Regions from separate parts of the Homo sapiens genome. Here region 1 is linked to region 2. Evidence: chromatin contacts called from ENCODE Hi-C or POLR2A ChIA-PET data. All regions are on one chromosome and are shown on one strand. The core of a region is the stretch at or near the end of the contact, and the rest is flanking DNA. Distances in the headings are between cores, read along the strand shown. Region 1 has its middle 100 kb from the start of EDN3. Region 2 overlaps ZNF831 (zinc finger protein 831).

The links. Hi-C counts contacts between places; a loop is a spot of excess contacts on that map. ChIA-PET counts read pairs that join two places held with the same protein, here RNA polymerase II (POLR2A). Pooled maps may share reads with other maps.
Region 1: a loop to region 2 is called in a map of thyroid gland, with 2.7 times the contacts of the local background. The contact joins two enhancer-like sites. A Hi-C loop is called at or near these places in 35 of 168 maps with a recorded cell type or tissue (A673, B cell, CD4-positive, alpha-beta T cell and 25 more), 13 of 37 single-sample maps with no recorded cell type and 34 of 50 pooled maps. POLR2A ChIA-PET finds 5 or more read pairs at or near these places in 3 of 52 experiments (CD4-positive, alpha-beta T cell, Caco-2 and activated CD8-positive, alpha-beta memory T cell).

Annotation. Positions count from the first base shown.
Region 1 is chr20:59,401,401-59,405,420 of GRCh38, forward strand. No RefSeq gene overlaps it. Among named protein-coding and RNA genes, the nearest start is that of EDN3, 100 kb to the left of the region's middle. RefSeq lists an enhancer at 3,035-3,535. Within about 2 kb of position 1,436, at least 3 of the 41 ENCODE cell types and tissues checked have a DNase peak (open chromatin) inside an H3K27ac peak, as active enhancers do; they include thyroid gland, where a contact is called at or near this core.
Region 2 is chr20:59,219,817-59,224,107 of GRCh38, forward strand. All of the region lies in intron 4 of ZNF831 (zinc finger protein 831), which reads left to right. Among named protein-coding and RNA genes, the nearest start is that of ZNF831, 58 kb to the left of the region's middle. RefSeq lists a silencer at 2,776-2,845. Within about 2 kb of position 2,460, at least 11 of the 41 ENCODE cell types and tissues checked have a DNase peak (open chromatin) inside an H3K27ac peak, as active enhancers do; they include thyroid gland, where a contact is called at or near this core.

The DNA of each region.
Region 1 (4,020 bases), core at 186-2,685, 180 kb after region 2:
AGAAAAATATGTTTCCAGGTAGAAAATATTCTCTGTCTCTCAGAAAAGTCTCTCTCTAAAGGTTTGTCACTGGGCAGAAATCTCTCTTTCTCTCTCACATACACACACACAACAAGAAGGAAAATGTGTGTTTGTGGTTGTGGTTGTGTGTTTGTTTTTGTGTGTGTGTGTTTGTGGGTACAAGCCGATGAAAGTCTCTCCATGTTGAGCTGCCTCCCTGCAAGCAAAAAAATACATGTTCTTTTTTTTCCAGAAAGAAAAAATACGCCAACACACACACACACACACACACACACACACACACACACACACAGACATGTGGCTCTTCTCTATGTACTACCTGAAAAACAAGCAAACAAACACTATTTCTGGGCTTGCAGAAAATTATGTGCTTGCTTGTTTCCAGGCAAATAACAATATTCTTAATCTTCACTCAGAAAAGTCACTTTTCAAAACTCACTGGGCAGAAATACATTCTTCCCTAAAAAATAACAACCTACTCTCACCGTCTTTCCACACTTAGAAAAGTGTGTGTGTGTGTTTGTGTGCACGTGTGTAGTGGGAAAAAAACCCTCACTTTGTTAGTCTATCTCTTCCTGCAGGCAGAAAAATATACGCATCTTTTTCTCTGCGGGAAAACATGTACGTGAGGTGCACTGGCACACACACACACACACACACACACACACAATCTCAGGCAGAATGTCTGTTTTCTCACTAAGTATGCACCACCTGAAATACCAACACTTTTGAAATTCTCGGCTCACAGAAATACATGTGTCTCCAGGCAGAAAATGTTCTTTTTCCCTCTCAGAAAAGTCTCTCTCTAAAGCTTTTCATCACCGGGCAACATAACTCCCCTCTCCCCAAGAAAGCACACACAAAATATGAAAAACACACGTTGGAAAAGAAGAAAACTCTGTGTGCATTCATAGGTGTGTGGTTATAAGCAAAAATGTCTCTCTGTGTGGATTTGTCTCCCTGTAAGCAGAAAAATACGTATGTGATTTTTCCAAGTGGGAACAAAATTCTTCTCTTTCTCTCACTGTCTTTCCCTCTCACTGTCTCCCCTCTCTCTCTCTCACACACACAGTACAGACACACACGCGCGCGCACACACACACACACACACACACACACACGTCTCTTCACCGGGCTCCCCTGCTAAGCAAATATGTCTCCCATTCTCTAGGGAAGTGTGTGTGCACCACTTGAAAAACACTATTTTGTAGCTTGCAGAAAATTATGTATACGTGTATGTTACAGGCAGAAAATGCCCTCCCTCTTTTTTTCTTTCTCTTCTTCTTTCTCTCTTTCCCTCTTGGAAACGTTTCCCCTGCCACAGCCAAGAAACACACACCACATTAGGAAAACATAAGTACCTGCTCACTCCCCAGGTAGCACATGTTACGGGTGTGTGCACACGGCCCTGCCTGTTGCTCTGTCTCTCCCCGCACACAGGAAAACACGTGCTTGTGTGTGCTTTCTCCAAGAAGAAAAATCAATCTTTCTCTCTCTCTGCCTCTGTCTCTCTCTCCCTCTGGTGGAAAAATCATAGTTTATTGCTTTTTCCCACCAGCAGAAATATCTCCTACCTTAACCCCTTACAGGGGCTGGGGACCTGCACGCACTCGCCCTGCAAATCTGAAAACCCGGCGCTCTCCCTCCTGCTCTTTAGAAAAAGGGGCATGGGTCACTGTCACCCATTTTCTTATCACGAGAAGAGAGTGCCTGTGTTATTCTCTCTTTAGCTAGGAGAGCTCTCTGTCTTTGTCACACGCACCCCCTTTCCATGTCTGAAAAGGGTGTTTGTGTCACTGTCTGGGCCCAATGTCACTGTCCATTTACTCTGCACCCTGGGCAGGCAGTGCCTTTCACTAGGAAAGAAGGAAGTTTCTCCCACTGCTCCGTCCCCAGGGTCCTCTCAGGGACCTTCCCCCTGTCCCCGCACCTAGTCCAGGTGGGAACCGGTCTCCCCTTGCAGGGAGGCGCTCTGTCTTCTCCCGGGCCTGGATACACAGGTGTCGCAGCAGGAGTTCAATGTACCCCGTGACGCCCTCGCGGCCAGACGCCCCTGCCCAGAAAGAGGGGACCCTCCACTTCACTGAACCCAGCCCGTGCCAGGCCCCCGAGGACACCGGGCCACAGTCTCCTAGGATGCTCCCAGGCCTGGAGCGGGGCAGGGTATCTCGGTGCCAGGCAAGTTGGTCCCCAACGAGCCACCCCAGCGGGGGTCCCTCCTCCAGTCCCCTGAATCCCTTGTCTCTGGGACCACGTCTCATCTAGGCTCAATCAGGGGCGATGACAACAACCATGACTTTGCCCCAGGAACCTGAGTGGGGGGCACGGGGCCCGAGGAAGAAGGGGCCAGCGGGCTGTTCCCCACGCTGCACCCCCACTCTGGCGCAGCGAAGTCTGCAGATCTCTGGGCCCCGGCGCTGCCGAAGCCTCCCCCACGCGCCGCGCTCACTCGCTGCACAACAGCGCCACCACGAGGCCGCGGGCGGAACTGCCGGCAGCACAGCGGTCGCACCCCCCGGGCCCCCCGCCGGCTGTGCGGATCCCGAATCCCTGCTTGGCTCGGAGCTGCCAGGTCTAAGCCGACCCTCAGAGACGCACGCCCCTGACCCACTGGGCAGCTGTGGTGTCTTTGTATACAATGTTCCCTTCCTTTCTCCTCTTCTCGTAGATGTTCAGATTCCAAGGGACTTTTCCAGAAGCTTCCAGAAAACTTTCCTTTTAGGGGCCCAAGAGACCTTGATTTCAGGGACACAGTGAACCCCACTTAGGACCCCAAGAAAAGGGACTTGTCTCCAATCTCCTGTCCTAGAATGTGCAGACTTAGGGGGCTCTCCTGTACTCCTGGGTCCCGCACATCTGTCCAGCCCCGCCTCGTTCACCAGAGGCAGCAGAGACAGGCTGAGCACACAGACGTGGGCTCAACTCTCTGCCCATCCACTCACTGTCTGGGGAACTTGAACAACTCACGTTGCCTTTCTGTGCCTCAGTTTCCCCATCTGGAACTGGTCTAAAAGAACACCCCCCGGTAGAGCTTCTGGGAAGATCACATGAAGTATGAAGCTTTGAGAGCTTTTGTACCCGACAGGCTCTCAGGAGGCAGCAGTCCAAACGGTGGAGGGATCATTATGACTAAGCAGGCACAGCTCCCAGCCGAGGGGGAGCTGGATCTCCCTGGCATCGACCACCCCAGGATGGTTATGGGATAAATACCTCTGCAGACGTTCAAGTGGAGAGGCTCAGGAGGATGCCGGGAATGTCTGCTGTTGCTGGGTGGGGAATTCAAATGATTTGTGTTCACTGTATCCCAGCTAAGAAGTTCTGGGCCGGGGCAATCTTTCTGATGCCCTCTTGTCTCCTGTTAACAAGGATTAGCTCAGCAGTATAGACAGGACCATAAAATATACCACCTTAGCCAGATCCTGGGGAGGCCACTAATGGAGCCACACTGGGCCAGGTCCACGGGGGCCTCTCAGTCACAGCTGGGAGATGAGGCAAAGCCACCGTCGTCCTCACCTGCCCATCCACCATCCCGGTGAGGTCAGTGCTCAAAACCTGTCTTTATCCCAGTCCGGTCTCACAGGGAGTATTTGTGCTGCTTTAAAGCCCTTCCCGGTGTCCTACTTACTTCTCCCTCTCAACCCGCCGGCTGAGATAGGCTAAAGAGAACATCGTTTCTTCAACAGATGTTTATTGAGGACCTGTTATATTTCGGGAGCCGTGCTGGCCGCTAGGGACACAGCCTGAACAAGATAGGTCCCTCTTCTCTCAGGGAACTGACATTCTGGTGGAGAGAGGACAAAAACCATGTATTAATAAGTAAACAAGACAATTTCAGAAGACAAAGGCTGTGAATGAAGCAAAATAGGATAGACAGTAATTGGAGAGGGCTCCTTTACACAAGGGGCGGGGGGCGGGGATAAGAAGAAGGAGCTGGCTGAGTGCAGAACAGCAGGAAGGGTATTCTAGGCAGAGTGAATAGCAGGTTGAGGCCCGGGGTCA
Region 2 (4,291 bases), core at 1,210-3,709:
CTGTAGAAACGGAGTGCCATGATTAGAATTCTGATGTCTGTGCCGACAGAAGGTGGGAAGGCAACAATAGGTAGTGCACTAATGATGGGTTCAGTGGGCAGGTGGGTGGGTAGGACGATATAGTCATTGAAGGAGAAGGTTGAAATATGGGCATTTTAAAGATAAATATGTGTTTATGTTAAAAGTTGAGAGAGAGAAAAGAGGAGAGGGAGGGAGAGAAACTCTCATACCTTCAATCCCACACCTGAAATGGGGACGGTTCTGCTTTTGAAAGACTTTCTGAAAACCGTTCTCATATTTGAGTTGGAAGACCCCCTTCTCAGCAGAGGGCCACAAATGAATCCTGAGTTTTGTTCTGGAATTTTCCTATGCAACGTGCTGGAACCAGTAGCCAAATAGAATCAGTGGATGAGGCAGGAAGAAAAATGAGGATCTCAGGGATGGAACTCAACAGGCTACAAATGGGACACAAAAGGCAAGACTCACTCTCAACAAAATCACGGAGGCACCAGGTGCGCCTTGCGGGGTCTGTTTCCCCGACACCCACCTGCTGCCTGGTCTTCACAAGGGGCCAGGCCCTTTTGGTTTGGAGGCAGATGAGCCTGTAGGATTAATTCTAACTAAGGTGTGAGTGGAACCTAGGGGAGAAGTAACTTTAGGGGCTACAGAGAGAAACCTTCAGTGACACTGACTCATAATGGGAAGGTGATTCTCCTCTCAACTCCCTCTCCAGCCTCTTGATCATGCCATGGAGAAAGTCTTGTTTTGATTCCATCTTTAACACTTGCCTAAACCCCTTCCTAACCTCCCTTTTAATCAGAGAGAAAGAGGTTAGGTCTCAACATCTAGCTAGAATTTGAGAACACAATTCTGTTTTTATTGTTTTTTTTAAAGAAGAATCTGCTCCTTCTGATGCCAGACACTCCAAAGTCTCCTCAACCACCTTACTCCATTAACCTTGGAAAGCCTAACGTTTCCCTTTCTCTCTCAGCCTCCTTTGAGGCCAAGGCTGGTACAGGATAAATAATTTTGCTTTCTGGATTTAGAGGAATTGGTTTGAGTCTTGACTTTTACTAGTTCTTTGGGCAAAATTTGTTCCTTCTCATTGTCTCAGGTCCTCATCTGTAGAATGGGGCTGGAGTTTCTGAGTCCATAATTCATTTAATCTGGTGCCCAAGAACCCCATGAAGCCTGTCCAGGAATACCTGACTCATTTGCCCTTGAGATTGAGGAGAGGCTCAAGTTACATGAGACAGTGACTGTGAAAGTGCTGTGTGAACTACAAAGGACTTTACAGTGTGTGGTTATCATGGCTGGGAGGTGGCAGGGGTGAGCATACACTGAATTTTCCCCCCAGGTCTGGACAAGACGTCTTCAAGCCAAAGGAGGGAGGCAGTGAATGGTGCAGGTCCATACTTTCCCCAGCAGGGAGCTCGTAGGGATTCGGGAGTACATTCTGGGCCCTTGAGTTTGTGCTACATGCATGCCTATGGTGCTCTTCCTGCCGGGGTGAGACTTGCCCTCCAGGTTGAGAAAATGACGAAACTGGAATAATCCTCCAAGCTCCAACTCGTCCCAGAGGCCTCCCTGGCAATACTGTGCTCTTGTAGGGACCCCATCGTCCTCTAGGTAAATAGTTCACACTGGCCCTCACCCCACTGCTGGCTGCTGGCAGGGAGCATGGGGAATCTGCTCCAAAAACAACCATTGCTTCCTGCAGTAGCATTTTGAGAGTTTCCTCCAAATGTTTTTCCTCATCTAATTTTCAGTATGGCCCCGTGGGGTCAGGAGGTGATGTGTGGCCAGCCCTGTCCTAATTAGGAGTCTTGCCCAAGTTCATACGTTGAGGAAAAGAAATGCAAGCTCAGTTCCAAGGTTTTTCCCTTGCTAAAACTCTTAAAATTTTGGCTTGCTTATTTCCTTAACTTCCAAAGGACATGAACAAGTGATTTTTGTACCACCCTCCACATAGACATTAGCGATCATTTTCAGTCATTTTCAGCTTTCCGGTTTTGCTAGGAGGCACCTGGCGTGCCGGGAACGGACAAAAGCCATTTTTCTAAGTACTAGCGTTTGAAATTATTAAGTGTTCGTTAAGCACCCCCGGGTGCAAAGCACTCTCAGAGATGTTTATTTCTCAATTTTCCATAATTTCCTTATTTTTTTTCCCCTACCTAAAGGCAGATTGAAAAATGAACTCAGTGCATTGGAGTCTGAATCATAGTTAATGTGCGACGCCCCCTCCCTTAACTGCGCTGTTTTCTTTCTGCCTCCTCCTGTCTCCCAGCTTATCAATCTGATAAAGTTCTTTTTAACCCCTACTCAGGGGCTGTAACTTTTGCTTTATTCCCACGGGCATGGCAGGAAGCGATCAACGCAGAGCCCCGAACCCCACTCGCCCCACGGGCTGGGCTGAGCTGGGCTGGGGGTCGAGCTCAGCGAAGCCTCGGGAAGGCTGCAGGGTGCCCGGGCGGGCGGCGGGGTGGGTGCGGACCCCTGGCTGGGCGCTCCCGAGACCCCCCTACCCTGGTGGGTGGGCGCCCGGGGGCCTGGAGAGCCGCCTAGCCACGTGGATGCTTCTGGAAGAACACAAAGCCCGGGCCCCCTCCGCCCCCGCCGGCGCCAAGCCTCAATCTTGCAGGAGCAGAGAAGAAAGGCTCTGTTTTTCTCTCTCTCTTTTTTTTTTTTTGTGTGACAACAACCTCACATAACCTCAAAAGTTACCCATGAATTTACCAAAACTTTTTATGAAACTATTTTAACCTCTGGTGGGGGTTAAAAAACAAGCCTTGTGAATTTATTACCCGGAAGAAAGCGCAGAGGGCTGGGATTTACAGCAAAGCCGCCTTCCAAGCTCCGCGGGGGCCCCCTAGCGCCCATCGCGGGCACCGCCGAAGCCCGGCTCCCTCCTCGCTCCGCGGCGCAGCACGGCCTGGAGTCCGGTCTGGGAGGGAGGCGGGCGGACCCCAGACTCGTGCAATCAGGGGCACCTGCTCTGAACACCAGGGACCTGGCGGTACAAATTTATTTTATGTTCGTAGGGGTTTCCGTGGTAGAACCAAGGGAGCAGGCTGAAGCCGAAGGAAGGGAGAGCAGGGTTTTGATCCTAGTTCCTTGGCTTCTGCAAATCGGCTGGGACCCCCCGCTGAGCAAGCGACTGTCGTCACGGCCCCCGCACCAGACGACCCCAGCCTGTGGATGATGTTTCACTGCCCTCACATAAACGCCACCCAGAAATGCAAGAGTAAGAATGTTCACGAAGAGGGGAGGCAGGAGCCCCAGCTGATAACAGGAGGAGGCAGGAAGGGGGCCTTGGAGGAGGTCAGAGGGGGGACATTATTTCAGTTTCCCAGGACCAGGGTGAGAGATGGGGGTGAAAGAAGAAAAAGGACAAAACGAGGTGCCGAAGGCTCTATTGGGTGCTCTCTGTCCGCAGGGATGTAAAGCAGAATCCAGGATTCTGCCGCAAAATGCAGGCTCCCAATCGCTGCACGGTGACCAGGACTCCCGGACCCTTCGCTTGCCAAGTGTGTGCGATGGTTCCTTCCTCTCCAGCTTGCAGACACACTGGTTCTCTTTCAGAACTAGCCATGTTTTTTAAAAGCACATGGAAAAATGTTAATAAGCAAACGTTTTAACAGAGAGATGCAGGAGGAACGAGCCGGCAGCAGCCTCCCAGCAGAGGCAGCGGTGCTCCAGCGGCTACGGGAACGGGCCTCGGAGGAAAGCACTCGGGCTCGCTGCCGAGTTTCACCACCTGTAGTCATGTCATCCTAGGGACGTGTCTCAGCTCTTCTGTGCCTCGGTTTCCCCATCTGTAAAATGGGGGTGATAGTAACACTACACAAAATATATCTAGAATTTGAAAGAGTGCTTTGAATCATATAACCTTGGCTGTTGTGTGGTGAGGCCAGCTGGCTGGTATTCATCTAGCTCTACGGGGAAGGCAGAACCCAGATTTCACGTTAAATAAAATCTCTCAATTTTTACAGGGTGCTAATTTAAACACACATACACGCACGGACGTGCACTTGCACACATACCCCATCTGGGCCCAAATACAGTCAGCTAGTTTGAGACCTTTACTTCAAAGGCTGCCAGGAGGCCACGGGACAGGAGGGAGGAAGGAAGGAGTCATCTCTCCCTGTCATCCACCACCCCCACATCCAGGCCACTGGAGCCAAACACTGAAACCGGTGTGGCCAGCGCTCTTTTGGGGGTGGATGGATTACGGGGAAACACGTCCTTCTTTTCCGTTCCCCCTGGGAGAATATAGCAGGGCACCCACTTT